Regions from separate parts of the Homo sapiens genome. Here all the other regions are linked to region 1. A link is a loop called in an ENCODE intact Hi-C map of the cell type or tissue named here. Cell type or tissue: MCF 10A. All regions are shown on one strand. Links, peaks and the distances in the headings refer to the core of each region. The heading gives the core; the rest is flanking DNA.

Region 1 (8,048 bases), core at 1,116-6,115:
TCCATTGGTCAGGGCAGTCACAAGTCCTGGTCCAGATTGAAGAGGAGGGGGAAAAAATCCTCACTTCTCTGTGGAAGGAGTGGGAGGAGTGTGAATTACCTGTACAGACAACATGTGGGATGAGATAAATATGTAACATAGATATCAGTGGAAAATATAGTCTGCCACTGTCTCTAGAGATCATTCTAGATAGTCAAATCACGGTAAACATTTTACCAGTCACGATGGGTATCTAGACTATGGGAATAGGAATGTAATTTCAAGCCCAGTTTTAAGAAAGGGCAAGATTTTAAAAATTTATATAGGTTATGCTGTTGTACATCAAGTACAATTTCTTCCCAGTTGGCACCTCCTATCCCGTTCTTGTTACAGTCAAAAAACCATAAGAGGAAGTAGATACATTCAGAGAAATCTAGTTTCTATCCTTGATCATTCTAACATGTTTCCTGCTTCTACAGTTTCAGTGGCAGGAACAGAAGCTGTTCCTGGGATCAGCAACATGGACTTTGACTTGCCAAGGCCAATCTGGCTACACTCACTGCTGAGTGCCCAATCTGCCCACAGCAGAGATGGACACTGAGTCCCTGATATGGCACCATTCCCTGGGTAATCACCCAGCTCCCCAGTGGCAGGTTGAACACACTGGACCACTTCCCTTGTGGGAGAAGCAGAGCCTCGTTTTTATCGGGATAGATGTTAACTCTGAACATGAATGTGCTTTCTCTGTACATAATGCTTCTGCCAAAACTATCATCTGTGGACTTACAGAATGCCTTGTCCATCATCATGGCATTCCATACAGCATTGGTTTGATTGTGGGATTAAATTCACAGCAAATAAACTGTGGCAATGGGTCCACACTCTGGAATTCACTGGTCCTACCATATTGTCCATTTTGAGTAGCCGGCTTGAAGGAATGGTAGGATGACCTTTTGAAGACTTACCCAAGTACCAGCTAGCAGGCAATACCTTGCAGGGCTGGAGCAATATCCTTTAGGAAGCTATACATACTCTAAATCAGCACTCAGTGTATGGTGCTCTCTCTCCCATAACTAGAATCCAAGGATCCAGGAATGAAGGGGTAGAAATGGGAATTGTATCACTCATTATTACCTTTAGTGATCCACTAGAAAAATTTCTGCTTCCCATCCTCATGACCTTATGCTGTGTTGGCTCAGAGGTCTTGGTTCCAAAGGAAGAAATGTATCCACCCAGCGACACAACAATGTTTCTACTGAACTGGAAGGTACCACTGCCCATCACTACTTTGGGCTCCTCTTGCTCTGAATCAGCAGGCAAAGAAGGGAGTTACTGTATGGATGGGGTGACTGATCCTGGCTACTAAGAAGGAAATTGGTATGCTACTATATTATATAGAGATAATGAAGAACATGTCTGGAATATGACAGACCCATTAGGGCAGCTCTGAGTACCACCTTGTTTTGTTATTAAAGTCCATGTAAAACCACAGCTCTATCAAGCAGGACTGTAATGCCCCAGATCTTTCAGGAATGAAGGTTTGGGTTTCCCCACTAGGCACAGATGATGACCAACTGAGGTACTAGTTGAGGGAAAATGGAAAATGGATTGAGGAGTGAAAGATGGTAGTTATAAATACTACCATGATCGCAGAATCAGTTACAGAAGTGAAGACTATCATTTTAATGAATATTTCTTATTTTGTCATGAACAAATTTGTGTGTTTCAAAAATTTTTGTTTTCTTTCCTCTTTTGTCTCATTATCACATAACATAAAATGTATTAATAATAGGTAATTTTAAATCATGGTGTTTATATTAGAGGAGATCAAAAAGAAGAGAGAAGGCTGGGTGTGGTGGCTCACGCCTATAATCCCAGCACTTTGGGAGGCCAAGGCGGGTAGGTCACTTGAGGTCAGTAGTTTGAGAACAGCCTGGCCAATGTGATAAAACCCCGTCTCCACTAAAAACATAAAAAGTAGCCTGGTGTGGTGCTGTGCACCTATAATCCCAGCTACTTGGGATGCTGAGGCAGGAGAATCCCTTGAACTCAGGATGCGGAGGTTGCAGTGAGGTGACATTGCACCACTGCACTGCAGCCTGGACAAAGAAAAAGAAGAAGAGGAAGAGGAAGAGGAGGAGGAGGAGAAGTATAGGAGGAGGAGGAGGGGAAGGGGAAGAGGAAGACGAAGGAGAAGGAGGAGAAGAAGAAACATCACCCAAGGACTCTGCATCCTCTTCTGGAGAAAGAGTCAGTGCATTTTTGGCTATAAGGAAGATAGGTGTATCATGTTAGGAGGAAGGAGGACTTTGTTCTTACCTTTCTTTGGAAAATAAACATGATTTAAGGAAACGTGTATGGGTGACTGGATGACAAGAATGGACTGTGAGGGTTAGCTTTGTGTGTCAATGCGGCTAGGCTATAGTGTCCTCCTCATCAAAAATTATTATAGATGTTGCAGTGAATTTCTTTTCAGATATGATGAACATTTACTACCAACTGACTTTAAGTAAAGCAGACTAAACTTTATAATATGAATGAGCCTGAAACAAAAAATTGAGAAATTTTAAGAGCAGAACCAAGGTTTCCATGAAGAAGAAGAAACTCTCTGTGGACTGAAGCATCAACTACAGCCTGGGAGTTTCCAGCCTTCCCTTCCTGATGGTCTGCCCTATGGATTTCAGACTTACTGAGCCAGCTTCCAAAGTCTCATAAACCAATAAATCTCATATATATATATAAGTTCTATTTACCTGGTAGAACCCTGACTGATATATGTTTTCAGTGCTTTCCCCCCAGAGAGGTGGGAAAAAAGGTCTACTGCTCTGTAAAAAACCGAACATAATTATTATTGCTTTAAAATTCCTCATTTGATTCTTTATCATCTGACATCCCAGGTACTTACACTAATTATTTTTATTTATCTATGGAAACTCTGTAATTATGAACTGTGTTTTGAAACGCCAATAATATCTACTTAATTTCTCATTGAAATAAGGCTTTATATTTTGCTCTATTTAAAAACTGTCATATTACTTTTATCGCTTCTGTACTTTCTATTAAAAATCACATATTCTGAGAAAAAACAGAGGAATGATAAAACATTAACTAATATAAATGAGTAGGTATTGAGAGGAAGAGATGGAGGTGGTCTCTCTTTTTCTCTCTCTCTCTCTACTGTATCATTAAATTTTTTGTTATTGCCATCAGCATATATATATGTATATATATGTGTATATATGTATATATATGTGTATATATGTATATATGTGTATATATGTGTGTATATATGCATATATGTGTATATATATGTATATATATGTATATAAAATATGTTCTCTAATCTAACTGAAAAAAAAAAACTCTGTAGCACAAACCTCCTTCTGAACGTTACAACCAATCTCTGTTCTCCTTGACAGCAAATACAAGGGCCACTACCACTTCAGTTCTCTACTTCCTCATTTCACATTTTCACAACAACCCATTCTATATGGGTTCCTTTCCTGATTACTGCACCAGGACTACTCTTATTATGGATAACAGTGACATCTGTTGCCATGTTACCGCACTGCAGGTTCAGACATTTGGTGCTTGGCTAAGAATCCAATGGGGGGAAATCTACCATCTCTCAGGTAACAGTGGAATCTTATGCCCCTAAGCATATATGACTCAGTTGACCAGTCCTTTCATCTTTGAATAGATAATGTTCCTGGTGACATCACTCGTGTTTGGTTTCCCTCCCACCTCAGTGACTTCTCTTTCTCAATTTCCTTGATTGGCCCTTTTCTGACTTTTAAATATTGGTGTACCCAAGGGCCCAATTCTAGACCCCCTCACCTATTTGTGTCAATGTAGTCATCCTAGGTAATTTGTCCCTATAACTTGAAATCCCACCTGTCCATTGATGACCCCTCCCAAATCTCCATCATAATCCACAACCTCTTCTCAGAAGAAGTCCTGACTGGTATCTACCTCCCTCCTCTGCATTTCCACTTGAAAATCTAACTGAAGTATTTTATGTGGCATGACCAAAACAGAACTATCAATCTGATTCTTCCCAAGAAACTGATTGCCATGTTTTCCACATCATTTCCAATTTTAGAAAAAGTCACCACCCTCTACCTAATATCTTAAGTACCAAATATGAGTTATTCCTGATTCTTTTACTGTCATCCATCACCAAATCACATTGACTCTATGTCAGAAACATCGATCAAATCTGTGTGTTTCTTTTCTATGCACTGCTATCACGTGACTCCAATCCACCTCCATCTGGATGACTGTAATAGTCTCCTAATTCTTCTTTCTGCTTCCACTCTTGCTTTGTAGCAATCCATCTTTACAAACCTTTTTCATAGTGTAAGCATCATCATGCTCCTCCCCTGATTAACACCCTATAATAGCTGTCTATTGCACTAATAAAACAAACATTTAAAGCCTTTCTCTAGGAAAGCCTCATATTATCTGGTTCTTGCGTATTCTCTCACGTCATGTTTCTTCTCACTTATTATGATGTAACTACACTAGTAGTATTTTTATTTCTCAAACACACCAAGCTTACTCTTGTCTCACAGTCTTTGTACTAACCACTCCTCTGCCTGGAATATTTCTTCTCTTGAACTTCTGAAACCACCTTTGCAAAACTATGACCGAGACAGTGAAAGAGCTCTAATTTAATCAACTCCATCTTGCTTCTAACCTCCGAGCTGTCCTTGTTCATTTCTGGGTGTAGGCTGAACTGACTTTGGGAAAAACTTAGTTTGTAGTTTAAAACAAAGATGATAACAGCCCTTTCCCAAAGCAGACCTCCTTCTTCCCTGGGGACTAGATTGCCTTGTAGAACTAACATTAGCCACAAGATTAGAAATTATGGTTTAGGAGTCATGCAGCTGGAGGCTACAAGATTCTGACCCTCCCTAAACTGCTCCTAAGATCAGTGTTTGAGATATTTTGCAGACTCTACACTTGATGGATCAGCTGGCACCACCCAGATGGATAAACTGGCTCATCTGATCTTGTGGCCTCCACCCAGGAACTGACTCACTGCAAGAAGACAGTTTCAATTCCCTGTGATTTCATCTCTGACCCAACCAATCAACACTCTTGGCTCCCCGGCTTCCCCCCACCCACCAAGTTCTTCTTCAAAACTCTGCTCTCTGAATGGTTGGGGAGGCTGATTTGAGTAATAATGAAACTCCAGTCTCCTGCATAGCTGGCTCTGCGTGACTTACTCTTTCTCTGTTGCAATTTCCCCGCCTTGATAAATTGACTCTGTCTAGGCAGCCGGCAAGGTGAACCCATTGGGTGGTTACACTTCACATTAGCAGTTCATGTAATTCTGATTTCAGCTCACATGTCACCTCCTCAAGATATTGTTTTCTGAGCCTCTAAGATAAAGTAGCCTCTCAGTCACTCTCCATTCTAGTCCATGAAACTGTACTTATTCTCTTGATAACCTTCATTGCTGCCTTCTGTCAATCACAAAATTACCCTTTTCCCTCAATCTTTACAATCACTGATCTGAGTGCCTTTGCATTTCTCACTCTCTGTCTCTTCATCTATTGAAACAGCCTCTGCATTCACCTGCTATTCTGTGAAAGGGGAGTAGATTTCCACCGAATGATGTCTGCGCCAGTTCTGGTAGAGCTTGGTAAGCATGAGTTAGAAATTTGGAAACCACTGGAGAATGAAGAGCAGGGGAATGTCATGATTTGCTATGTTTTTAAAATTTTTATATTGACTCTGAAGCCGAATAGCAACTTTCAAAAGAGTAAATATTTTCCATTTTAATTAAGTCCAATTTATACTTTTTTCTTCTATGGATTGTGCTTTTGGTGTCGTGTCTATGAACTCCCTGCTTAGCCTTAAGTCTTCACTATTTCTTCTATGTTTTCTTCTAAAAAGTTAGTAGTTTTGCATTTAATATTTAAATCTGTAATCCATTTTGGATTAGTTTTTATAAAGGAGGTAAAACTTAGATTGAGGGTTTTTTGTTTGTTTTTATTTATTTATTTTTTTTCGAGACGGAGTTTCGCTCCTGTCGCCCAGGCTGGAGTGCTGTGGCACAACCTCGGCTCACTGCAAGCTCCGCCCTGCCGGGTTCACGCCATTCTCCTGCTTCAGCCTCCCGAGTAGCTGGGACTACAGGCGCCCACCACCACGCCCGGCTAATTTTTTGTATTTTTAGTAGAGACAGGTTTCACCGTGTTAGCCAGGATGGTCTCGATCTCCTGACCTCGTGATCCACCCGCCTCGGCCTCCTAAAGTGCTGGGACTACAGGTGTGAGCCACCGCGCCCTGCCTAGAATCTCTTACATGTTCTCACTCCTAAGTGGGAGTTGAACAATGAGAACACATGGACACAGGGATGGGGAATATCACACACTGGGGTCTGTCGGGGGCTGGGGGGCTAGGGGAGGGATAGCATTAGGAGAAATACCTAATGCAGATGACAGGTTGATGGGTGCAGCAAACCACCATGGCACATGTATACCTATGAAACAAACCTGCACATTCTGCACGTGTACCCCAGAACTTAAAGTAAAAAAGAAAAGAAAAGAAATTATTCTTCAACTTCACATTCTTCTACTCACTCCAAAGAGTCTATTGTACTCCAAAGCGTCTATTAAGTATGCCCTTAACAAGCTCCCCATCCCCAGAGATATGTTCTTCATCTGGATTTTATATTCCACCAGCTGGGTCCTTGCTCTGGGAAGTTCTAGGTCCTGATCTCCTGGAGAGAGTCACTGTCATGTAATTTTCACAGCAGAAGTTAGCCCAAGGGACAGGAGGAGGAGTAAGAGAACTGAAACCAGTTGGGGAACAGGAAACAGAAAGCAGAGCTCCTTCTGATTTTTAATGGCCCTAAGAACACACCAATATACTACTTGTTTTAATAGCAGTGGATTGTTGTGGGCCCATTTAGGAACTAAAGTACCTGACTGTGTTTCTCAACCTCAGTCTTTGTGGGATGCAGAGATTCAACCCTCTCAACCTAAAGGGCCAAGGAATCTGGGTGTCCAGGACCCTTCTCTCTCCAAGGGTCAAGGTAAAGAGAGGAGCAAGTACTGTAATGATGTCAGAGGCACTGGAACCAGAGCAACTCCATGTTGAATAGTAGCTGGGTAAAATTAGGCTGAGACCTACTGGGCTGCATTCCCAGACAGTGAAGGCATTCTAAGTCACAGGATGAGATAGGAGTTCAGCACAAAAAAACAGGTCATAAAGACCTTGCTGATAAAACAGGTTGCAGTAAAGAAGCCGGCCAAAAGCCACCAAAATCAAGATGGCCACGAGAGTGACCTCTGGTCGTCCTCACTGCTACACCCCCACCAGTGCCATGACAGGTTACAGATGCCATGGCAACGTCAGGAAGTTACCCTATATGGTCTAAAAAGGGGAGGAATGAATAATCCACCCCTTGTTTAGCGTATCATCAAGAAATAACCATAAAAATGGCCAACTAGCAGCCCTCAGGGCTACTTTGTCTATGGAATAGCCATGCTTTATTCCTTTACTTTCTTAATAAACTTGTTTTCACTTTATTCTATGGAGTCACGCTGAATTCTTCCTTGTGCGAGATCAAGAACCCTCCCTTGGGGTCTGGATCAGGACCCCTTCCAGTAACAGAAGAATTAGAGGGAAGCAATGAAAGGCAGAATGAAGACGAGAAGGATGGAGACCAAAACCACTGAGAGATTGAAGGGAGGCAGAGAAGTTGACAGGACAGAGCATCCACACCCAGGCACCCCAAGATTAACCCCATAATTTTTGGCTCCAGTGGAAGCTCATTTGTAGGTTTCTAGTGCAAAGAGGTGGTGGGCTTTCTGAAATATTAGGTTCTATCCAAGGGTATCAGAGTGGTATGGAGATAAATGGGAAGCAGAGACAGAAATAAGGTAGTCCACCTAAAAGCATTATTCCCAAGGCTTTGTGTCATTAAGGCTGTTTACAATTTTAAGTAGTTTATAATTTAAAATTACACCTAACAATGGCTTAAACCAAAGACAACATTTATGGTTTATTTGCTTTCCAAGAATTTTGCAAGTGAGTAGTACTAAATTACTTTC
Region 2 (7,677 bases), core at 1,473-6,472, 310 kb before region 1:
GAAGGGGAAGGGATTGGAGGGGAAGGTTTGAGGGCCCATTGGAGGCTGAGGAGAAGCAGGAGGACTTGGCGGTTCACAGAAGAAAAACCTCAGACCTACACGTGGTCAGAGCTCATCCCCTCTGCACAGAGCAGAGGGAGACTCCAGAGACCTCCCCAGAGGGGAGCAAATAAGGAGCAGAGATCTTATATTTCCTCTCATCTGAGAGCTTCCCTCCACCACCAGAGCCTGGACTAGGATCTCTGGGGACATCTGAGGCATGGGACACTCATGAGGGTCTAAGGTTCTCCCACCCTGAGGTGCTTTTTTGTGCACCACCGTTTATACCTGGGAACATGTCACTCCTGGTCTGGTCCCAGAGAGTCACAACCTCATCTAGAGTCATGAGGAAGTCAGTCCTGCAGGATGGAGGATTCTGTAGGTTCTGTGGGAGTGTCTGGGACAGTGAAAAGAAGAAGGGTCCTGGGTGCAGTGTGGGTGGTAGCCATTCACTCATTCATACATTCATTCATTCACCAAACACACAGTGAGCATCTGTGTGTCAGTGGGGCTGGAGAAAAGATGCCAGGGACCTGGTCCCCACCCTTGAGATGGCCCCCACCCATAGCCTCATGTCCTCACCATACACACACACACACACACACACACACACACTGGCTTTAGAGCTGTGGACACTGGTGAATTTGCCGTATGTCATGGTAGAATTCTAGGTGGTTTTTTTTGAGACTGAGTCTCGCTCTGTCGCTCATGCTGGAGTGCAGTGGTGCAATCTTAGCTCACTGCAACCTCTGCCTCCTGGGTTCAAGTGATTCTCCTGCCTCAGCCTCCTGAGTAGCTCCTGAGTAGCTGGGATTACAGGTGTCTGCCACCACACCCAGCTAATTTTTGTATTTTTTTTTAAGTAGAAATGGGGTTTCACCATGTTGGTCAGGCTCGTCTCGAACTCCTGACCTCATGATCCACCTGCCTCGGCCTACCAAAGTGCTGGGACCACAGGCATGAGCCACCACGCCCGGCCAATACTAGGTATTTTAAAAAAACTTGAGTACTGAATTTTTTTCCCTGACAACTGGTATGCTGATTTACAAAATTTGAATGACATCTTCAGAATAAGAACCATGCAGGATCTTCTTGTAAACCAAAAGGAAGGACACATATTCTATGGACTGCAGTGCAGAAGAAACTTCTTTTCCATGGATGTTGCCATTCTGTGTAGTGTGGACAGAAGTGATTTATTTGAGGTCCTCTTCATAGAGATTAGCATTTCCTTTCATGTAAAAATATGCTGCTCACAGTTAAATGAGGCTCATAAGACATAATATTTTCAGACAACATGAGTATACAGACAAAATTAAAATTTTAGGTTCCATTTTTCATGTTTATGGCTATTTGTATTTTTCTTTTCTTTTTTCTTTACTTTTTTTTTTTTTTTTTTTTTTGAGATGAAGTTTTGCTCTTGTTGCCCAGGCTGGAGTGCAATGGCACGATCTCGGCTCACCACAACCTCTGCATCCCAGGTTCAAGCAATTCTCCTGCCTCAGCCTCCTGAGTAGCTGGGATTACAAGCATGCGCCACCATGCCTGGCTAATTTTGTATTTTTAGTAGAGACAGGGTTTCTCCATGTTGGTCAGGCTGGTCTCGAACTCCCGACCTCAGGTGATCCGCCCACCTCGTCCTCCCAAAGTGCTAGGACTACAGGTGTGAGCCACCGCGTCCGGTCTCTATTTTTCTTTCATGAGTTGCTTGTTTGGGCATTGACATGCATTTATAATTGTCTTGTTGGAATTTAGTTTTTCTGGTGTTTCCTAATCCTCTTCCTCCCTCTTGTCTATGAAGAGTCTCAGACAATGTGGTCATGCTGTTCTCTTATCTGAGGATTTGGAAATTTGCCTCGCTAAATCATATGACACATATCTGACTATACCCGGGTGTGACCTTCCTGACAGTCACACAGTTAAATGTCCTGGCCAATACCTTTAAGTTTCAAAATAAATAAATAAATAAAAATCAAAATAAAAAACTTAATGGATAAAAAGCAATTTTAGGTTCAGCTACGTGATTTTCCATCTCACTCTGTATCGTATGCATCCAACGAACTCTTGAAATCTAGGACATAATACTATTTGGCACCATATATTAGTAAAATATTTATTACAGTATTATCTAGATAAATGCTCATTTGTCCTTATTAACATGGAGAGCTATTTGTATCTTCACTTACTATATAAATAATTGAGGTTTTAATAAGTAATATAATACCTTGTTGTAAGTTATTTTAAAGTTAAGAATATGGCTTGGATTCCTTGGATTCATTCACTCGGTGTAATGCATTTGAGACTCAGCTATGTGATTGGGTATATATATGAATAATTTGTTTTTGTTTTTAAATTGCTGACTCATACTTCATTGTTTTCCACAGATCCCCCATTTTGTATATATTCACTGTTTGACAGATACTCAGAATGTTTCCAGGTTTTGGTGAATATAATATAAAGCTAGTACAAATATTCCCATGCAGATTTCTGTGTGTGGACACTAGTTTTTTTTTCTCTTGCATAAATACCTAGGAGTTGGGTGCTTAGTCACATGTGTAAGTTATAAGAAATCGCAGCTGGGTGCGGTGGCTCACGCCTGTAATCCCAGAACTTTGGGAGGCTGAGGCGGGTGGATCATTTGAGGTCAGGAGTTCAAGACCAGCCTGGCCAACATGGCGAGACCCCATCTCTACTAAAAATACAAAAATTAGCTAGGTGTGGTGGGTGCCTGCTATCCCAGCTACTCAGGAGACTGAGGCAGGTGAATCGCTTGAAACTGGGAGACGGAGGCTGCAGTGAGCCGAGATCGTGCCACTGCACTTCAGCCTGGGCGACACAGTGAGACTCTGTCTAAAAAAAGAAAAAGAAAAAGAAATTGTCAAAGTGTTCTCCAAAGTGTGAGTGCCACTTCATATCCCCACCAGCAAAACATGTGAGTTCTGGTTGCTCTACATTCTCATTAATATTTGGTATTATCAGGAATGTGTAAAATTTATTTTTCTTTTGGTTTGGTTTTGTAGCCATTCTAATAGGTATGTACTGCCACCTCATTCTAGTTCTAATCCACGATTTCATAAGAGCAAATGGCGTTGGGAATGTTTCCATTCATGTGATTATTTGCCATGAGTTTTTCTTCTTTGATGAGGAGGCTGATCAAATCTTTAGTGCTTTTTAAAATCCGTCTTAAAATACACATAACAAAAATTACCATTTTAATCATTTTTCAGTGCACAGGTAAGTGGCATTAAGTACTTTCACACTCTTATGCAATTATCAACCATTGATCTCCAGAAATGTCTTCATCTTGCCAAATTGAAACTCTGTACCCACTGAAAGATAACTCCCTATTCCGTCCTGCTCCCAGCCCACGGCAGCCAACTTTCTACTTTCTGTCTATGAATTTGCCTATTCTAGATACCTCCTATAAGTGGAATCATACAGTATTGGTAACTTTTGTGACTGGCTAATTTCATGTGGCATAGTGTCTCCAAGCTTCATCTAAGTTGCAACACGTGTCAGAATCTCCTTCTTTTTAAGGTATTTCATTGTATGTATATAATATAGAGGCTTTTGACCAGTGTAGCTCATCCTGAATTATCGAGTTGATCCTTAAATCCAATCAGAAGTGTCTTGCTGGGAGAGGAACAGATGGAGATTTGATGTACACAGAAGGCGGCGGTGTCTGGGCAAACCCATCACCTCAAATGCATCTCACCACCAGGGGGAGCCATAGAGTTGTGCGATGCATCCACCCTAATCTTTGTACAACCTCCTGTGGATAGGAGTAAGAAGTGGATAGAGAGGGTGAGAGGCAGGAGCCTCCAGTCAGCTTCCAAAGATGGGAGTGAGATGGAAAATAACAAGAATGACATTAACAATAACAATAACATTACAAATAACATTAAGTTATAACAGCTACCTCTTGTGGCAAAAACCAGAGTAGGGGGCTGTGAGAAACCCACCTTATGTACAGCGCCTCAGAGATCCCAACTTAACATTTTTTGTGATCTCCAAGATAGATAGACAGGAAGGAGTGGCTGTTCATTAGCATTCGCTCTGGCTGTGCCAGGCAGAACTTTGCCCTGGGAGGGACTATGACGTTCTGCTCTCTTAATAAAAAGGTACAAAGCTGGGCTCCAGAAATAGACTGAGGGGCCTCTTGGGTCTGCTCCCCAGGCTGCTTCCTGTCCATAGGTGAGCAGTGGATGCTGCCACTCCTGACTGGAGAGACAGGGTTTCAGAAGAAATTCTCCAAGTTATGGGGGATCCCGGATGGGATGGGTCAGGTCTAGCTCTGGGGTCTGCTTAAGGGAATGAGAGTGAGTCTTTGAAGCTCAAGGCACCCTCCAAACCTGCACTCCTCTCCTAACAGCAGGGTCCTCATGAGGGTGTCGTTGCATGAGACAGTAAGGGTCATGCCATGGGCTCTGAATGAAACCAGTTCTGCCATCTTCATCCTGATTGTTCAGACTAGGCATCACTGACCATGCACAGTCTAGATGGAGGGAGGTACATGTTTCTTCAGGGACATGGCACAATGCTGTGTCTAAAAGGAATGCTTCATGTTGGTGCAGCCAAATGGAGCTGATCGGACGCTCTCTGTGGCTGTGGTTGCTGGTCTCCTCTCAGTATCCACTCTCTCTTTTTCCTTAGTAATAAGGACCTCAGACATGAGAACCCAGCTAAGAAGGATTCTACGTTCTACACTTTCTTCTGTAGTTTTTTCTGAACAGCCCTATGAAGAGGAAACATTTTACATCCCTATTAAAAACAATTTCTTTTTCTTTTTAATTTTTGTGGGTACATAGTAGTTGTAGACCCTAAGATTCTTTTAAATTTATTTAAATTTTTTATTTCTTAACCTTTATTTTAGGTTCGGGGTACACGTGCAGATTTGTTATATAGGTAAACTTGTGTCATGGAAGTTTTTTGTACAGATTATTTCATTACCCAGGTACTATGCCTAGTACCCAATAGCTATTTTTTCTGCTCCTCTCCCTCCTCTTACTGTCCACCCTCAAGGAGGCCCCAGTGTCTGATGTTCCCCTCTATGTGTCCAAGTGTTCTCCTCTTTTAACTGCCACTTATAAGTGAGAACATGCGGCATTGGTTTTCTGTTTCTGTGTTAATTTTCTAAGGTAATGTCCCCATTTTACAGGTGTAGAAAGCAAAGCTTAGCGGAGATAGGAAACTTAACTGAGATCACGTGGCAGGTAAGTGGCAGCATTAGGTTCAAACCAGACAGTGTGACCAGGAATCCCCCCTCTTAACCATGGTCTTTCCTCAAACAGCCTGTACAGCCTTTGACCCAGCAGTCCTCAGTAATTTGGGGGCAGTGCACAAGACCATCCTCACTTCTAACTCCAGCTTCACACTCAGGGGTCCCCTGATCACCTTCAGTTTCGACAGTTCACAAGTAGGACTCACAGAACTCACTGAAAGCTCTTATTCTCATGTTATGTCTCATTACAGCAAAAGGATACAGATTAAAGTCAGCCAAGGGGAGAAGAGCATGGGGCAGGGTCCAGTGAATTCCAAATGTGTAGTTTCCAGTTGTCCCCTCCCAGTACAATCACAGACAGCAGTAATTCCTCCTTACATGACGTGTGACAACATGCATAGAGTGTCACCAACCAGGGACACTCACCTAAGCCTTGATGCCCAGGGTTTTTATTGTGGCTTTGCCATGTAGATATGGATGGCTGTTCACATGGCTGATCTTAGCTTCAGCTGCTCTAGAGATAGAGCTGACAACAGTGACCCAAAGTCCCTACCATTAGTCATATTATTAGACTATTTGGTGGTCATATTATTAGACGAATATAACTATTTAGTCATATTATTATGAATATTAGTCATATTATTGGGCAAGGCACTAAGGTAAATAAAGACATTCCTATCAGGTGAGATATTCCAGGGGCTTAGAGTTCCCTCCCAGTAGCTGAGAGCAAAGTCCAGACCTCTATTTAAGTAGGGTTGAGTTCTTTCCTGTGCAAGTTCACCTCTGGGATTAATCACGGATCTACAAATGGGACTAGGCAAAAGCTGTTCATGCTGCTGTGTACAAAAAAAAGTGGGCCAGGCATGGTGGCTCACGCCTGTAATCCCAGCACTTTGGGAGGCCAAGGTGGGTGGATCACGAGGTCAGAGATTGAGACCATTCTGAACAACATGGGGAAACCCCATCTCTACTAAAACACAAAGAATTAGCCAGGCGTGGTGGTGTGTGCCTGTAGTCCCAGCTACTTGGGAGGGTGAGACAGGGGAATCGCTTGAACCTGGGAGGTGGAGGTTGAGTGAGCCGAGATTGTGCCACTGCACTCCAGCCTGGCGACAGAGGAAGACTCTATCTCAAAAAAAAAAAAAAAAAAAAAAAGAACTCTAATATAAACTGTGGGCTTTGGGTGCTAATATTGCGTCAACGTGAGCTCATCAAATGCAATGAATGTACCACTGTGGTGGGGCTGTTGATAATGGGGGTGGCTGTGCATGCGGGAGGGCAGGTGATATATGAAAAACCTCTGTACCTTCCTCTGAATTTTGCTGTAAACCTAAAACTGCTCTAAAATATCGTGTTTTTTAATTGAAAGAACCCGGCCTGGCCCAGTGGCTCATGCCTGTAATCCCAACACTTGGGATGCCAAGGGGGATGGATCACTTGAACCCAGGAGTTGAAGACCAGCCTGGCCAACATGGCAAAATCCCGTCTCTACTAAAAATACAAAAAATATTAGCCCGATGTGATGGCACATGCCTGTAATCCCAGCTACTCTGGAGGCTGAGGCATGAGAATCACTTGAACTCAGGAGGCAGAGGTTGCAGTGAGCCTGGATCACACTACTGACCTCCAGCCTGGAGGACAGAGTGAGACTCTGTCTGGAAAAAAAAAAACAAAACTTAAAGGACATAAATGATTGCAAATAGAGGATTGGTTGAATAACTCAACCCATATCCAATCCAGTGGAATACTACACAGCCATGAATAATGAACAGTGATGGTGCAAAGCCATGCTTCTCCCATGAGAGTCCAGGACCTGAGGCAGAATGTGGGGAGTGCTTCAAGGGAGCTAAAGCCAGAAGATCCACTTTGTATATATTTCAGAGGCACCATTTACACGGTAATACTGGGGCAGGCCAATTAACTAACATCAGTGGTAACGAATGCGTTATTTTCCTATTAAAACTAACATGGAGGTGTCTGGCTGTAGGCTGCAAATATTCATATGGGTTTTCAGGGCACAGAAGACTTCAAAGATATTTTCTAAACCAGTAGACATCCAGAGGTGCATATTCACCTTACTCTGACAAAACTTGGGTTTAACATTTGAAAAGCCCTAATAAAAACAAAAATTTAATGATATAATTCTGCTCTAATAAAAGAGATTCATATGTGCATGCGTATGCCAGCTATAACATACCCAAACTGAAAAGACACATAGAAAACAGCTGGTTGTATCTCTGGGTGGTTTTAAAAAACGGTATTCTTTAAATGACAATAAATAATTTTATATTTATTTTACATACTTATATAGTTATACATATAAAATATATGTATAAATATGTAAATGTTAATAATATTACATAAATATGTAAGTATGTAAATCAAAAATTTTTATAATAAATTCAAATTCACTCCTTTTA
Region 3 (8,048 bases), core at 1,921-6,920, 120 kb before region 1:
TTCCTCTAGCCAGGCTGGGTGCAGTGGCTCAAGCCTGTAATCCCAGCGCTTTGGGAGGCTGAGGCAGCAGGATCGCTTGAGCCTAGGAGTTCGAGACCAGCCTTGACAATATAGTGAGACCCCCCCCGCCCCCCCACCCCTCTCAAGAAAAAAACAATTCCTCTAGCCAAGGGTTTACTCTCTAACTTCATTTCTCACGGTGGATCCCTCTCAAGCAGAGTCCGGGAGCCAATCCACGTCCAATTGTGCCCCCTGCTGGACAAGGTCCACTTGTTCAGAGGAAACTTGCGGAGAGATGGAGAGCTCCAGTTGAGATGCTCCAGCTCCCTCTGCCAACACAGTTTAATAACAAGTAATAAAGTAGAAAAACAATATAGCATAAAAATAATTGAAAAATTATTTTAATTAATAGTATGAAACAAAAGAGATGGTAGATTAGCAGCTTGCTGCTAATAAGGAAATTAAATTTTCTGGTAAAATTATAATAAGCAATGGTAAGAGAACAGAATAAAAATAAAATGAGAAAATCTAGCAGAAATAATTAAGGAGATGATGACGATGAAAAAATAAAATTGAATTAGAGGCGTGAAATATAATACTTGGCACACAGAAAACAAAAGCCAGTGGTTCAGAGTCCAAGTTCAGGAAAATCGCACAGGATGAAAGGGAAAGAATCAAAGAATGAAGTAATGAAAGGGAAGGTTCTCCGAAGGAGTCAGATTATCAGGAGAATTCTTCATTTAACTTCTTGCTAATAACTAGAAAACTCGGGATAAATTGATGATTTTTCAGGAACATGTAAATTACAAAAAAATATTCTCAAGGAGAGACGTATTAAATCAATTGACAATTTTAATATACACAGACAGGATCATATTAAATTATTTCAAGCTATCAACAGACAATTCTGATATAATGTAAACGAAAGAGAAAAATAAAGAGCTTCACAATTGTTTGTACAGAGCGAGCATCACATAACATGAAAACCTAACAAGGTAATACAGAAAAGGAAAAGTATATAGACAAATCTCCCTATGAATATTGACATGGAAATTCCAAATATTTGGAATTTAGCGATAAAAACCTCCAGTAATTTTTTTTAAAATACCAGCTGAATGTGGAGGCACAGCCTACAGTCCCAGCTACTCGGAAGGCTAAGGTCAGAGGATTGCTTGAGCCCAGGAGTTCAAGGCTGCAGTGAGCTATGCTGGGGCCACTGCACTCCAGCCTGGGTGACACAGCGAGACCACATGTCTTTCTGAGGTCTTGGAGGCTAAAACGCACACACACACAAAAACTCATATCTCTTTAAAAATAAATAAACAAACAAATAAATAAGCCATGTTAAAATGGATATTACCTAAGAATAATGAGATGATTGGATATTAGAAAATCTATTAAAATAAATTGTGTATAGATTAAAAGAGACTATGATATCATTTTGTTAGATGTCGAAAGGGCATGTCATAAAATATAGTAACTTTTCCCCCAAAATTCCCTTATATAAGATTATTTGCTTAATCTAAAATTACATATTTATAATCTTAGATTTACATATATTATATTTAATCTTAGATTTATATATATATTATATTTACCTACCTGTCTACCTAATCTACAAAGCCAAAAGCAGTTAAATGCTTCTATGTAAAACATTATGTTGCCCGCCACCCCAGGACGTAGTCCTACGATCACTACTCTTTGGCATCTTCACTCATTCCCAAAGCAATCTCATCCAGTCCAAAGGTTTTAAATACTATCAAACATTGATAAGTCCCAAATATACATCTTCATTCTAGTCTTCAGTTTGCAGCTTTAGATCCATACATTTAATTGCCTGTTTGGATATGTACTCTGCGTCTCAAATTCATCGTGTCCAAACCTTACTCTGGACACCCACTCCAAGCCTGCTCCTCCTACATTCTTCCTCATCTCAGTAAATGTTAACTCCATTTTCCAGCTGCTCAGACCAAGGATCTTGGAGTCTTTTTTATCACTCTTCCTTCTCTTACACCCTGCATCCAGTCAGAAATCCTCTCAGTTCTACATTCAAAATATACCCAGAGGCTGGGCATAGTGGCTCACGCCTGTAATCCCAGCATTTTGGGGAGCCAAAGTGGGCGGATCACTTGAGGCCAGAAGTTCGAGACCAGCCTAGACAACATGGTGAGACATCATCTCAAAAAAAATTATATACATCTATATCTATAATCCAAATATATATATATATATTCAAAACTACTTCTTCTCTTCCTCCTCCTGCTCGTTCTTCTTCTTCCTCTTCTTCTCCTCCTCCTCATTCTTCTTCTTTTTTTTTTGAGATGGAGTCTCACTCTGTCACCCAAGCTGGAATGCAGTAGCATGATCTTGGCTCACTGCAAACTCCGCCTCTCAGGTTCAGCGATTCTCCTGCTTCAGCCTCCCAAGTAGCTGGGATTACAGGCATGTGCCACCACGCCCAGCTAATTTTGTATTTTTAGTAGAGACAGGGTTTCACCATGTTGGCCAAGCTAGTCTTGAACTCCTGACCTTGTGATCCGCCTGCCTTGAACTCCCAAAGTGCTGGGATTGCAAGCATGAGCCACCGCGCCCGGCCTCATTCTTCTTTTCTCCTCCTCCTCCTCCTTCTTCTTGTCCTTCTTCTTCTCCTCTTTCATCATTTCCATCCTCCTCTTCTTCTTTCCTCACCTCTTCCTTTCTTTTTCCTCCTCACCACTTCTTTTCCTTTTCTGATCAATAGAACCCTGAAGCCAACAGGTGGGGCAGAGCAAGACAGATAGCTGCGCAGAGGTCATCTGGAATGGGGAGCTCCAAGCAGATTGAGGAGGGTATCTACCCAGGGATGTCAGAGGGGAGTGTCAGAACCTGCGGAGGGAGGGCACTTACATGTGTTTGCACACAGGGATGGCCCCTTATGGGTGTCAGAGCTTGAACAGGGTGAGTGGAGTCCTTTGCCAGAGGGCACCCCAGTAGTGGGAAGTGGGACCAAGCAGGATGAGGAGCCAGTCATGCTGGAGAGGAGCAGTGGCTGAGATGAGGGACTAGTTACACTCAGGAGACTGACTGAACAAATGAGTAAATATATCATGATTAATGGGAAACGAGTTTCTCATTCTCAGAGAAGGGATTTACACATATGGGAAGGCAGAAAACTACAAAGACCCATGTAGTACTGGATTGCAACTAGAGGTAAAGGAGTGAATTCATAGATTTCAATCTGTTTCATGAATGAAATAACACGTGAATGCAAATGAGAGACCAATTCCAACAAAGTCAGGATCAAGACAATGGCACCCAACTATCACAATGATTATTTAACATTCTAACAGTGGGGTTCTTGGTTGCAAAGGAAACCAATTTGGGTTAACTTAAGCAACAAAAAAGAATTCAGTCATAAGACCTTGGGCAGCTGACAGATTCAATGAAAAGGCTAAAGTACCAAGTTTAGAAAGTGGGTCAGAACCCAAGGAAACAATGAAAGAAGAACTATCTCCAAGTTTCCCTAGGGACAGCCCAGTTCAGTGCCATCAAAATGAGTACTGAGCCCTTCTTTATGTCTTTATAAAGTCTCAGTGTAAGTTTAGTCAGATACCTGCATGCTAGCCACTAGGTTTCCAGGAAAGTATGTATCTAGATTTTAGGTCCTTAGAGGTGGGAAGGAGGACTTCCTATCATGATGGAACCCCCTAATAGAGAAATGTAGTTCAGCTGTGCACTGCAAACAATGCTCCGAGAGTGCTAGCCCAATGCAATTACAAAACAGAACCATATAAATGGTATCAACCCTGGAAAGGATATATCTTTATTATTTGCAATTAGCATGATTATATGTCTGGGAAATTCAAAATTAACTGGGAAAAGGATTACAGGCAACACAGTAACTCATTAAAGTATCAGTTACAAAAGGGTTTTACAATTTATCACTATTGACATTCTGAACTGGATAAGCCTTGGTTGTGGGAGGACAGAAGAGATGTTCAGTGCATTGTAGGATGTTTAGCAGCATCCTTGGCCTCTATTCACTAGATACCAGTAGCACTCCCTCCCCTACCAAGTTGTGACAAATAAAAATGTCTTCAGACCTTGCCAAATGTCCCCTGGGGGGAAGGCAAAATCACCCCCATTTAAATTGGGTTGTGCAATTAATTTATAAGAATCAATAACTTTCTTACGTTAAAAAACTAACCAATTAAAAGTTATAATGAGGCCAGGCAAGGTGACTCATGCATGTAGTCCCAGCACTTTGGGAGGCAGGAGGAGTGTTTGAGCCTGGGAGGCAGAGGTTGCAGTAAGCCAAGATTATGCCACTGCACTCCAGCAGGGGCGACAGAGCAAGACTCTGCCTCAAAAAAAAAATTATAATGAAAAAATCATTCTCGTTCATATTTAAAGCACCTCAAAATCAGATTAAATCCATCTGAAATGGCTTTGTGTATGGTATGAGGTAGGGATCTAACTTTACTTGTTGATTCTTTACAAGATCCTGATTAGTGTATTTATCTTATATCTTGCCAAATCAAATAACTTGATTATTTTTCTAAATTTAATTTTAAGTTCCAGGATACATGTGCAGGACATGCAGGTTTGTTACATAGCTAAACATGTGCCAGGGTGGTTTGCTGCACCTATCAACCCATCACCTAGGTATTAAGCCCTGCATACATTAGCGATTTATCCTGATGCTCTCCCTCGCCTGGCGCCTCCGACAGGCCCCAGTGTGTGTTGTTCCTCTGCCTCTGTCCATATGTTCTCATTGTTCAGTTTCCACTTCTAAGTGAGAACATGTGGTGTTTGGTTTTCTGTTCCTGTGTTAATTTGCTGAGGATAATAGCTTCCAGCACCATCCATGTGTCTGCAAAGGACACAATCTCATTCCTTTGTATGGCTGCATAGTATTCCACGGTGTATATTTACCACATTTTCTTTATCCAGTCTATCATTGATGGGAATTTTGGTTGACTCCATGTCTTTGCTATTGTGATTAGTGCTGCAATGAACATACACATGCATGTATCTTTATAATAGAATGATTTATATTTTTTGGTATATACCCAGTAATGGGATTGCTGGGTCAAATGGTATTTCTGAGAACTTGATTATTAGTTCTAAGGTTTTTCTGTAAATTCTCATGTGTTTTTTTAGGTAGATGTTCATGTTGTCTACAAAAATGACAATCTTATCTTTTCATTTCTCACATTTATACCTTATTTCAACTTTCTCTCTGGCTATCTTTCCTAACACCACAAATGCAATGATAATTGTGGTAATAGTGGGACTCTGCCTCATTTCTAGCTTTAGAGTTTCATCATTATGACCAATGAGTGCCTGAGTATGGCTAGTGTGACCAAGTAACTTAATTTTCAGTGTTGTTTCACTGTAATTAATTTAAACTTAAATGGGCTTGGCAAACCTGGCCCATCTAAAAATAAATAAAATTGAACTTCTATCTCATCTCAGACTATATACAAAAATACATGCCAGGCTTAAACATACAAAAAGAAAAGACATGAAAGAATTTGAAGAAAATGTAGGAAAGAGGCCAGATGTGGGGGCTTATGTCTGTAATCCTAGCAATTTGGGAGCCTAAGGTGGGAGGACTACCTGATCCCAGAATTTCAAAAGCAGCCTGGGCAGATAGGGAGACCCTGTCTCTACACAGAAAAGAAGAGAGAGAGAGAGAAAGAAAGAAAGAAAGAGAAAGAGAGAGAGGGAGGGAGGGAGAAAGAGAGGAAGGAAGGAAGGAGGGAAGGTAGGAAGGGAGGGAGGAAGGATGGAAGGAAGGAAGGGGAAGGGAAGGGAAAGAAAAAGAAAGAGAAAGGAAAGGAAGGAAGGAAGAAAAGGAGGAAAGGAGGGAGGGAAGGAAGGAAGGGAGGGAGGGAGGGAGACGATGTGGCTGTGATGGTAACTTTCTTAGCCAAGAGAAGAAACCCAGAAGCTGTGGAGAAAAAGAGTGGTCATAAATGACTATGTGAATATAAAAAAATTTTGTATGGTAAAATGTACCAAAAACAAAATCAGTGCACTAAGGGGTCAGGGATGGTAAATTTTTCAATATATATGGCAGATAAAAGCCAAGATCTATATTCCAGCAAGAACTCTTACAAATTGAATTTGTTTTAAAAAAGACAAACATTCCAATAGAAAACAAGCAAAGAATGTGATTAGAGAATTCACAGAAAAGCAAATCCAAAAGGCTAAACATGAAACAACTGCTCAAATTAACCAGCGGTTTGAAAAGTGCTTATTTGAGTCAAAATAAAATGTCATCTTACACCTATGAACTGGAAAAATTATAACACCCTTAAGCTGGCATGGATCTGAGGAAATGTGAGCACCTTTAAGTTGGCATGGGGGTGACGAAAAGAGTACCCTTACATGTAGAAGCAATTTTGGATCATCCATTAGCAATACTCCCACACATTCACTTTATCTCAAAATCCACCTCCTAAGAATCTACCCTATTGAAACAAAAGCAGCACTACAGAAGGTAAATATACAAGTAGGTTAATTGTTGCATTATTCGTGGCAGCAAAACTGGAAATAACGTTAATGCCCATCAATCTGATAATGGCTGAGTAACTTTGGTTTGCCAACACCACTGAGTACAGGACAAATGTTTAAAAATCACAACAAATTGAACAAAGAAGCAGCTAGGTAAAATCAATTTCCCTTAAGCCAGATATGAAAGAGATTTGCAAAAAATGTAAAGCAATGTCAGTCTTTACATTGATTTTCATTTTTGAAAATGTAGGCATTTTTCTTTAAATATATTAATTGTGTTAACAATTAACATATAACATGCATTGGGGCCGGATGTGGTGGCTCACGCCTATAATCCCAGCACTTTGGGAGACTGAGATGAGCAGATCGCTTGAGCTCAGGAGTTGGAGACTGGCCTGGGCACATGGTGAAACTCCATCTCCACGAAAAATTTAAAAACTAGCCAGGTGTGGTGGCACACACCTGTAGTCCCAGCTACTAGGGAGTCTGAGGTAGGAGAATCGCTTGAGCCCAGGATGTGGAGGCTGCAATGAGCCGAGATCTCGCCACTGTACTCCAGCCTAGGCGACAGGGTGAGACTCTGTCTCAAAAGAAAAGGTCGGGGAGGGGTTTATCATTGTTATTTAAAATAAATATATAAATATTTTGAAAATAATTCTCATTGAATGAAGATTATAAGGGAACTATAAATGTAACTAGAAAAATATTAGACAATTCAATAGAAAAATTCACTAATGATCTGAGTTTATACCTTAGTCCATTCAGGCTGCTGTTAAGAAAGTAGCACAAATAAACAAAATACCACTTCGAAACAAGAGAAATTTATTTCTCACTATTCTGGAGGCTGGGAAGTCCAAGATCAAGTCACTGGCAGATTAGGTGTCTGGTAAGGGCCCACTTCCTGGTTTGTAGAAATGAGGACTTCTGGCTGTGTCCTCACATGTTGAAGGGGAACTCTGGGGCCTTTTTCTTAAAGGTCCCAGTCCCATTCATGAGGGCTTTACTCTCATTGCTTCATCACCTCTGAAATGCCTCATCTCCTAATATTATCACATTGTGATTCAATTTCAACATATGAGTAGAGAGGGACACACACATTAATAGCAGCAAACTTCACAAAAAGAAAATCCGAATGACCACGAATTATATAAAAGGATTCTGAATAATTTATTATTTTTAAAACATATGGTGAAATTAGCAGTATTGCACCAATATTCATCTCCCGGTTTTGAACATTATGCTGTGGTTATATAAGAGAGTAACTTTAGGGAAGTTCAGTGAAGGGTTTGCAGGAATTTGCTGTACCATTTTTACAACTTTTCAAAACACTAAAATTAGCTCGGCATAAACAGTTAAAAATGTGGAGGAGTCAAATTTTAACATTTTACATTAGAGTATGGGAACAATGATTTCTCAGTACTTTTAGCTGTTACCTTTTTCTCTGTTCACCTTACTGCGCAGTTCTGGTACTAAATAGATGCTCACTTTGCCAGCAAAAGGTCCTAGTGTTGGCTGGGTGCGGTGGCTCACACCTGTGATCCCAGCAC
Region 4 (8,048 bases), core at 1,442-6,441, 450 kb after region 1:
AGGGAGAGACAGATTGCAATACAATACTAGTAGGGAGCTTAAATATCTTACTTTCCATAGTGGACAGATCATTCAGACAGAAAATCAATAAGGAATCGTTGGATGCAAACTGCACTTTAGACCAAATGTACCCTAACAGACATACACAGAACATTCCATGAAACAGTAGTAGAGTATCATTCTTCTCAGGCATATGGAACATTCTCCGGACAGATCATATAGATAAGACAAAGCAAATCTTATCAAATTTAATTGAAATTATATCAAGTATTAGTTCCTACTACAATGGGACAAAATTAGAAATCAATAACGGGGAATTTCAAGATGGAGGGATATGGGAAAATTAAACCACATGCTCCCAAACAATGGGTCAAAAAAGAAATCACAAGAGAGATTTTAAAGTATCTTGAGACAAACAGAAATAGAAACACAACATACTAAATCTTGTGGAAAGCAGCAAGAGCAGTTCTAAGGGGGAAGATCAGAGCAATAAATGCCTACAACAACAACAAAGGTCTCTGAAACCTAACATTACACCCTAAGGAACTAGAAAAAGACAAGCAAACTAAACTCAAAGTCAGTAAAAAGAAGGAAGTAATAAAGATCCAGTGTAATCAGAAAAAAATGAGAGAGCAGAAAAACACAATTGAGAAGATCCTTGAAACTAAGTTTGCTTTTCTGAAAAGATAAATCACAAACCTTTAGCCAAACAAACCAAGAAAAAAGAAGAGTCAATCAGACATGGAAGATGAGACATTACACTTAATACCACAGAAATACAAAAGGTCATAAGACAACATTATCCACAACTATATGCCCACAAGTTAGACAATCTAAAAGAAGTAGAGAAATTCCTAGAAAGATAAAACCTGCTAAGACTGAATCATGAGGAAATAGAAAGTATCTTTCATTAATGCAGAATTGAGGAAAACAAATTAGGCCAGGTGCCAGTGGCTCACCCCTGTAATCCCACCACCTTGGGAGGCTGAGGCAGGCAGATCACTTGAGGTGAGGAGTTTTGAGACCAACCTGGCCAACATGGCGAAACCGTGTCTTTACTAAAAATACAAAAATTAGCTGGGTGTGGTGGTGCATGCTTGTAATCCCAGCTACTTGAGAGGCTGAGGCACAAGAATCACTTTAACCGGGGAGGTGGAGGTTGCAGTGAGCCTAGATCGCACCACTGTACTTCAGCTTGGGCAACAGAGGGAGACTTTTATCTCAAATAAATAAAATTAAGAAAAACGAAAACGAATTAAAAATCTGAACTGACCAAGAATGAGAAACGAGATTCAATCAGTAATAAAACACTTGCATCAAAGTAAAGCCCAGGACATGATGTGTTCTTTGCAGCATTCTACCAAACATTAAGAAAAGAGTAATGCCAATCATTCTCAAATTCCTTCAAAATATTTAAGAGTAGAAAACATTTCCATTCTCTTTTTTGAGGCCAGCATTACCCTGATGCCAAAGCTACACACAAGGATAATACAAGAAAAAGCTACAGGTCAACATTCCCTATGAACTTAGATACAAAAATCCTCAACAGAATACTAGCAAAAAAAAAAAAAAAAAATTGGCCTGCACGGTGGCTTCATGCCTGTAATCCCAGCATTTTGGGAGGCTGAAGTGGGTGGATTACCTGAAGTCAGGAGTTCGAGACCAGCCTGGCCAACATGGTGAAACCGTGTCTCTACTAAAAATACAAAAATTAGCTGGGCATGGTGGCAGGTGCCTGTATTCCCAGCTACTCAGGAGGCTGAGGCAGGAGAATCACTTGAACCCAGGAGGTGAAGCCTGGGTGGCAGAGTGAGACTCCATCTCAAAAAAAAAAAAAAAAGCAACACATTAAAGGATTATTTACCATAATGAAGTGGTAGGTTATCCCTGGATGAAGGATGGGTCAACCTATGCAAATCGGTGAATGTGATGCACCACATACAAAGAATGAAAACATAATCCATATGAGCATCTCAACAGATTCACTGAATGCATTGGACAAAATTCAACATTCTTCCATGATAAAAACTCTCATCAAATTAGGTATAGAAGGAATGTACCTCAGCACAACAAACGCCACATATGACCAACCCACAGCTAATACTATGCCCAAAGATGAACAGTTGAAAGCCTTGCCTCTATGATCAGGAACAAGACAAGGAAGCACACTCTCACCACTTATATTTAACATAGTGGTGAACGTTCTTGCCAGAGCAATCAGGCAAGAAAAAGTAATATAAAGCATTCAAATAAAAAAGAAAAGTGAAATTATGCTTGTTTAGTAATGATCTTATACACAGAAAACTCAAGACTAAACAAAAATACTGTTAGAAATAATGTGATAATAAATGAACTTTAAAAAGTTTGAAGATAAGAAATTGGTGAGCAAAATTAGTTGCATTTTTATATACTAACAATTAACTCTCTGCAAAAGAAATCAAAACAATCTTTTTTCAATAACCAGCAAAACAATAAAATACATAGAAGTGATTTTGTCTGAAGAGGTGAATAACCTGTAAACAGAAAATTATAAAATGTTGATAAAACACTGAAGAATATACAAAAAAAATGAAAAGATATGTCGTGGTTGGGAATTGGAAGCATTAATAGTGTTAAAATGTCCGTACTAACCAAAGCAATCTGCAGATTCAGTGCAACCCCTATCAAAATTCTAATGGCATTATTCACAGTAATAGAAAAAACAATCTTGAAATTCATATGAAACCCAAAACCCCCCAAATTTTCCAAAGTAATCTTGGGTAAAGGAAACAAAGCTGGAGGTATAACACTACCTGATTTCAACATCTACTATGAAGCTATACTAATCAAAACATATGACACTGGCATGAAAACAGACAGATGGACCAATGGGATGGAATAGAGAGCTCAGCAATAAGCCCATGCATTCATGGTCAGCTGACTTCAACAATAGTGCCAAGAACACATGATGTGGAAGGATGCATTTGGATATCTACATAGAAAAACAATAAAATTGGGGTTTTCTAATCCGATTTTTATTCAAATATTGCCTCAAAATGCGTTAACAACTTAAACATAAGGTCTGAAACTATAAAACTACTAGAATAATTCATAGGAGAAGAGCTACATCATATTTGTCCAAGCAATGATTTTTGGATATGACCCCAAAAGCACAGTCAATGAAAGCAAAAATAGACAATTGGGATTATATCCAAAACTTCTGTACAGCAAAAAGTTGGGGTGCTGGTGGTGAAGAAATTTTGATTAATTAGTACAACGATATGGTTAGAATGAATAAGCTCTACTGTTAGCACAGTAGAGATTATTGTTAACAATAATTTATTGTACATTTCAAAATAGCTAAGAGACGATCTAAAATGTTCTCAACGCAAAGAAATGATAAGCATTTAATGTGATGGGTATCCTAAATTCCCTGATTAGTTCATTTTTTGCTTCAGTAAATGGGATCTTGCTCTGCCACCCAGTGGCGATCATGGCTCACTGCAGCCTTGAACTCGGCTCAAGGGATTTTTTCCACCTCAGCCTCCTGAAGTGCTCAGATTACAGGCATAAGCCACTTTGCTCAGCCAAAAGGGGCCAAAGGGTGGATCACTGAAAGGTGTTATGTGAAAAATTTTGTGCTGCTACCCAAATCTAAATGTTGAAGTGCCCCGAATCTCCAGTACCTTAGAATGTGTTTTGAGATAGAACCCTTTAAGGGCGATTAAATTAAAATGAGGGTGTTAGAGTGGGGTCCAATCAATCTGACTGATGTTCTTATAGAAAGGGAAAATATGGACACAGAGAGAGACACCAGAGTGTCGTGCACATAAAGACTTTGAGGACACTTCATAATGGCGACCATCTGCATGCCAAGGAGAAAACAGCAAGCCTGCCTTCACCTCAATCTTGAACTTCCAGTCTCCACAACACTAAGAAAATTAATATCTGTTGTTTGTGCTACCTAGTCAATGGCATTTTGTTATGGCAGCCTGAGCAGATTAACACACAAGGCAAGAATCTGCCTTTTCTTTCTTTCTTTCTTTCTTTTTTTTTTTTTTTGAGACAGACTCTCGCTGTGTCACCCAGGCTGGAGTACAGTGGCACAATCTCGGCTCACTGCAACCTCTGCCTCCTGGGTTCAAGTGATTGTCCTGCGTCAGCCTCCCGAGTAGCTGGGATTACAGGCACCCGCCACCACACCTGGCTATTTGTATTTTTAATAGAGACAGGGCTTTGCCATGTTGCTGAGGCTGGTCTCGAACCCCTGACCTCAAGTGATCCACCTGCCTCAGCCTCCTGAAGTCCTGGGATTACAGGTGTGAGCCAATGCACCCAGCAGAATCTCCCATTTCAATGCTGACACCTCTATGAGTTTCTAATAATCTCTCCTCATGAGTTCCAGGTTGCCAGTCTCTGAGGATGTCAGTTCTTACAGCTTGAGCCTCTCAGAAAGGAGAGGTTTCACAGGGAGGTATAAAGAAAGCAGAATCTGGGCGTACATCTCCCATTATTATTGTTTGCCCATTTTCAGGAATTAAAGGATAACAAAGTCACCAAGGGGTCTTCTCCATTAGAGGGAAACTGCTGAGATGTAGTGTGAAGAGTACTGATTGGTTTTAGACGCAGAACTTCCTGTTGCTGTCTTTGGACAAATCGTTAACTTTTCTAAGTCTGAATCCTCCAGTGATATAGCAGTTGCCAGCATTCCTCGCAGGGATATTGTGAGTCTCACAGGGCATTCTGCACGTGAAAGGAGGTGGTAAATATAAATCACTGCACATGTGTGAGGCTTCATATTATAGTCATAGATGTTTTGGATCTTGCTTCCTGATTTCTGATGCTCACAGAATCTAAAATTACAGGATTTAACCAAAGAGGGCATTTTTCTCAACCTTCTGTAAAATCCCTTTGTTCTTAATTTTCACCACATCAGAAGCAGACTTCTATCTTCTAGCTCTGACATTATTCAGTGCATGGGTCTTAATTTAGAAAAGTAACTGAGTGATGACACAGAGAGGCCAATGGGATTTTTAAAGGAAAGGCAGGGCAGAGCAGGGTGCACAGTTCAGGATTGGCCAGATTGAGGCATTCCTGAGGGCCTTGGGGAAAGGGGCTGTTCCTAGTTGTCTGGTACCTGGCTTTGTGTTGACTTAGGAGAGCAGAATATTGGCTTGGTGTGTGAGAGTTTGACATGGAGAGGGTTGGGGCATGGGCTCTGGGTGGGTAAATTTTAATAGGAAAGGCTGGCTCCAGGAAACCCACTTCTACATCTAAGAATGTGCTAGCCCCAAGATGGGCAGTCTCTACCCAGTCAGGGAAGACACAGTCACAGCACCAAAGAACACAGAAAATAAGGAAATATAATAAATATAATTGGCCCTGTGATGGACAGGTGCCAAACAGACAAATACAGAATCTAAAGAAATGGAATTAAAACAGAGTTTGTCACAAAAAGAAAGAGAAATCCTGGGGATTTTTTTTCAAAACAACTTCACTTCTAGTCTTTTTTTTTTTTTTTTTTTAGATGAAGTCTTGCTCTTGTTCCCCAGGCTGGAGTGCAATGGTGTGATCTCGGTTCACTGCAACCTCCGCCTCCCGGGTTCAAGCGATTCTCCTGCCTCAGCCTCCCGATTACAGGTGCCTGCCACCATGCCCAGCTAATTTTTGTATTTTTAGGAGAGACGGGGTTTCACCACTTTGGCCAGGCTGGTCTTGAACTCCTGACCTCAGGTGATCTGCCCGCCTCGGCCTCCCAAAGTGCTGGGATTACAGGCGTGAGCCACCACACCCAGCCCACTTCTATTTTTTAAATTTCTATTTCTAAACTAGTCTTTGCAATTTCAGTCTCCAGTGAAGTCTCGGGTTGACATTACAGGAAGAGGGGGAGAACCTATAGGGAAGAGAAGGGTCTCAGAGGTGGCTATTTGGATGTAGGACTCATAACTGCCTCTGTTCAAGGTAGGAGAAAATGCTGTAGTGGGTTTCTTCCTCTATTGACTCTCCTCTATCTTAGCAGTGCTTGTGGAAACCCTAGTTTCTTCCTTGGGATTCAGCCAATGAATGTCTTACTAGCTTGAGTTTCAGCGACTCTAGAGTTCATGTAGAAAGCTCTAATACTACATGAATTTAGATATTGTCTGAGGATAAAACTGATTTGCCTTTTTTGCAGGGCAATTTTCAGTTATTCTTTTGTTCCTGGGTTGAAGAAACTGATGCATATGTGTCTTGGAGTTTAACTTTTTTTTTTTTTTGAGACAGAGTCTCACTCTGTTGCCGGGCACAGTGGCTCACCCTGTAATCCCAGCACTTTGGGAGGCTGAGGCAGGCGGATCACGAGGTCAGGAGTTCAAGACCAGCTTGGCCAACATAGTGAAAACCCGTCTCTACTAAAAATACAAAAATTAGCCAGGCATGGTGGCGCATGCCTGTAGTCCCAGCTACTGGGGAGGCTGAGGCAGGAGAATTGCTTGAACCCGGGAGGTGGAGGTTGTGGTGAGATGAGATCGTGCCACTGCACTCCAGCCTGGGCAACAGAGCGAGACTCCATATCAAAACAAACAAACAAACAACAAAAACCATAATCATAAAGATATATTCACAAAAAATTCTTATGGAATATAGGAGCCAAATATGAAATAATTTATGCTGATTTCATTTATATCAAGTAGCAAACAGACAAATGTGATTTAATCTCTTAAATACTGGAATAAATGTAAACCAGTATCTTGACAGCAACACTTCTACAAATAGTTCCAACAGAACGACAGCCTTGAGGATAGTGACTTAGCACAGAGGAACTTCTGGTGAACTGGCAGTATTGTTTCCTCATCCATGTGCTGCATAAAGAGTTATGTTCTTTTGTGAAATTCCAGGGAACTGTGATTTATAACCTATAATAAGTCTTTGACTTAATCAAAATACATATCACTGGAAGCCATTATCCTCAGCAAACTAACACAGGAACAGAAAACCAAACACCACATGTTCTCAGTTATAAATGGGAGCTGAACAATGAGAACACATGGACACAGGGAGAGGAACAACACACACTGGAACCTGTCGAAGAGGTGGAGGGGAGGTAGAGCATCAGGATAAATAGCTAATGCATGCAGGGCTTAATACCTAGGTGATGGGTTGATAGGTGCAACGAACAACCACGGCACACATTTGCCTATGTAACAAACCTGCACATCCAGCACATTTATCCTGGAACTTAAAATTTAATTTTAAAAAAACTATTAAAAAAATAAAAAATAATAATACATATCACCGAAAAGAGTTAAAAGAAGTTCAGGGTGGGGATATTGGTGCTAAGAATGTGTGTGAGCTTCCACTTGTGTCTGTACCAGATAAAATTTATGAAGACGCAGGCACAGGTTAACAGCCACAGCAAGAAACATAAGAGAATAATACCAATGCTATATATGCTGATTCTTTGATTTTTGTCCTGAATACAGAAGAAAACTATCCTATCTTGTTTTGTTTGTAATGTTTCTGCTGCTGTTTGGCAATCACACGCATAGGGTAAAACCATATTTATCAGCATATTCAAGGTCCAGTAGAGGAAAATAGAAAGCTCCATATACTTAGGATAGTTTATGTTAAATTCTATACATCTGGAGTTCCTGGGGCTCATCATGATGGCTTGAAACACTGCAGGCACAGGTGGTGCCAACGGTCACACCCTACCAACTCTGTGAGGATAGCAAATCAGAATCCAAAATCATGAAGGAAATTATTCAATATAAAATCTGACATTGATTTGGTGCTGCATACAGAGGTGTGTCTTGGGGATACCCTTAAACAGAATGCGTAAGAAGTGGCTATAATCAGGTGCTTCCAATTCAAATCTGTGGTCCTCAACCTGCATCCTGTTAAGTAAAAGAAGACATAATAGTAAAGAAGACAGAAACTCTTCAGGATTCCAACAAAATTCTACGACAAGTAGATCATTCCTATTGCCAACTCCCTGGAGGCCATTCTGCGAGTTCCCAGTGACTGATATTCATCTTTAGAGCCAGAAGATCCTGCAGAGAACATGAAGTGTAGGTGAGGTGATATTATCC

The links. A loop is a pair of places that touch in the nucleus more often than their neighbours do. Peaks named below come from ENCODE experiments on the same cell type or tissue, not always from the same donor. Only the 100,000 strongest peaks of a DNase experiment are listed, where the experiment ranks them.
Region 2: it touches region 1 in a loop (26-fold over the local background); 52 of 110 quality-filtered maps call a loop at or near these places.
Region 3: a loop joins it to region 1, with 8 times the contacts of the local background. A loop is called at or near these places in 38 of 110 quality-filtered maps.
Region 4: it touches region 1 in a loop (32-fold over the local background); 9 of 110 quality-filtered maps call a loop at or near these places.

The regions. Positions count from the first base shown.
Region 1 is chr19:51,780,064-51,788,111 of GRCh38, forward strand. LOC105372448 (a long non-coding RNA gene) reads right to left here and starts at 3,546. Exons shown (of 3, transcript XR_936049.2): 1 at 3,357-3,546; 2 at 1,114-1,283. In MCF 10A, for the core only: a CTCF peak has its summit at 3,525; DNase peaks (open chromatin) are centred at 3,518 and 5,118.
Region 2 is chr19:51,469,360-51,477,036 of GRCh38, forward strand. It overlaps the pseudogene SIGLEC26P. Among named protein-coding and RNA genes, the nearest start is that of CEACAM18, 5.3 kb to the right of the region's middle. In MCF 10A, for the core only: a CTCF peak has its summit at 3,741 (motif pointing right); a DNase peak (open chromatin) is centred at 3,762.
Region 3 is chr19:51,660,922-51,668,969 of GRCh38, forward strand. No RefSeq gene overlaps it. Among named protein-coding and RNA genes, the nearest start is that of SIGLEC14, 18 kb to the left of the region's middle. In MCF 10A, for the core only: CTCF peaks have their summits at 4,285 and 4,485; no DNase peak of the experiment used is centred there.
Region 4 is chr19:52,234,510-52,242,557 of GRCh38, forward strand. The region is part of intron 1 of LOC105372449 (a long non-coding RNA gene); the gene reads left to right. It also overlaps the pseudogene VN1R99P. Among named protein-coding and RNA genes, the nearest start is that of MIR6801, 17 kb to the left of the region's middle. In MCF 10A, for the core only: a CTCF peak has its summit at 3,442 (motif pointing left); a DNase peak (open chromatin) is centred at 3,462.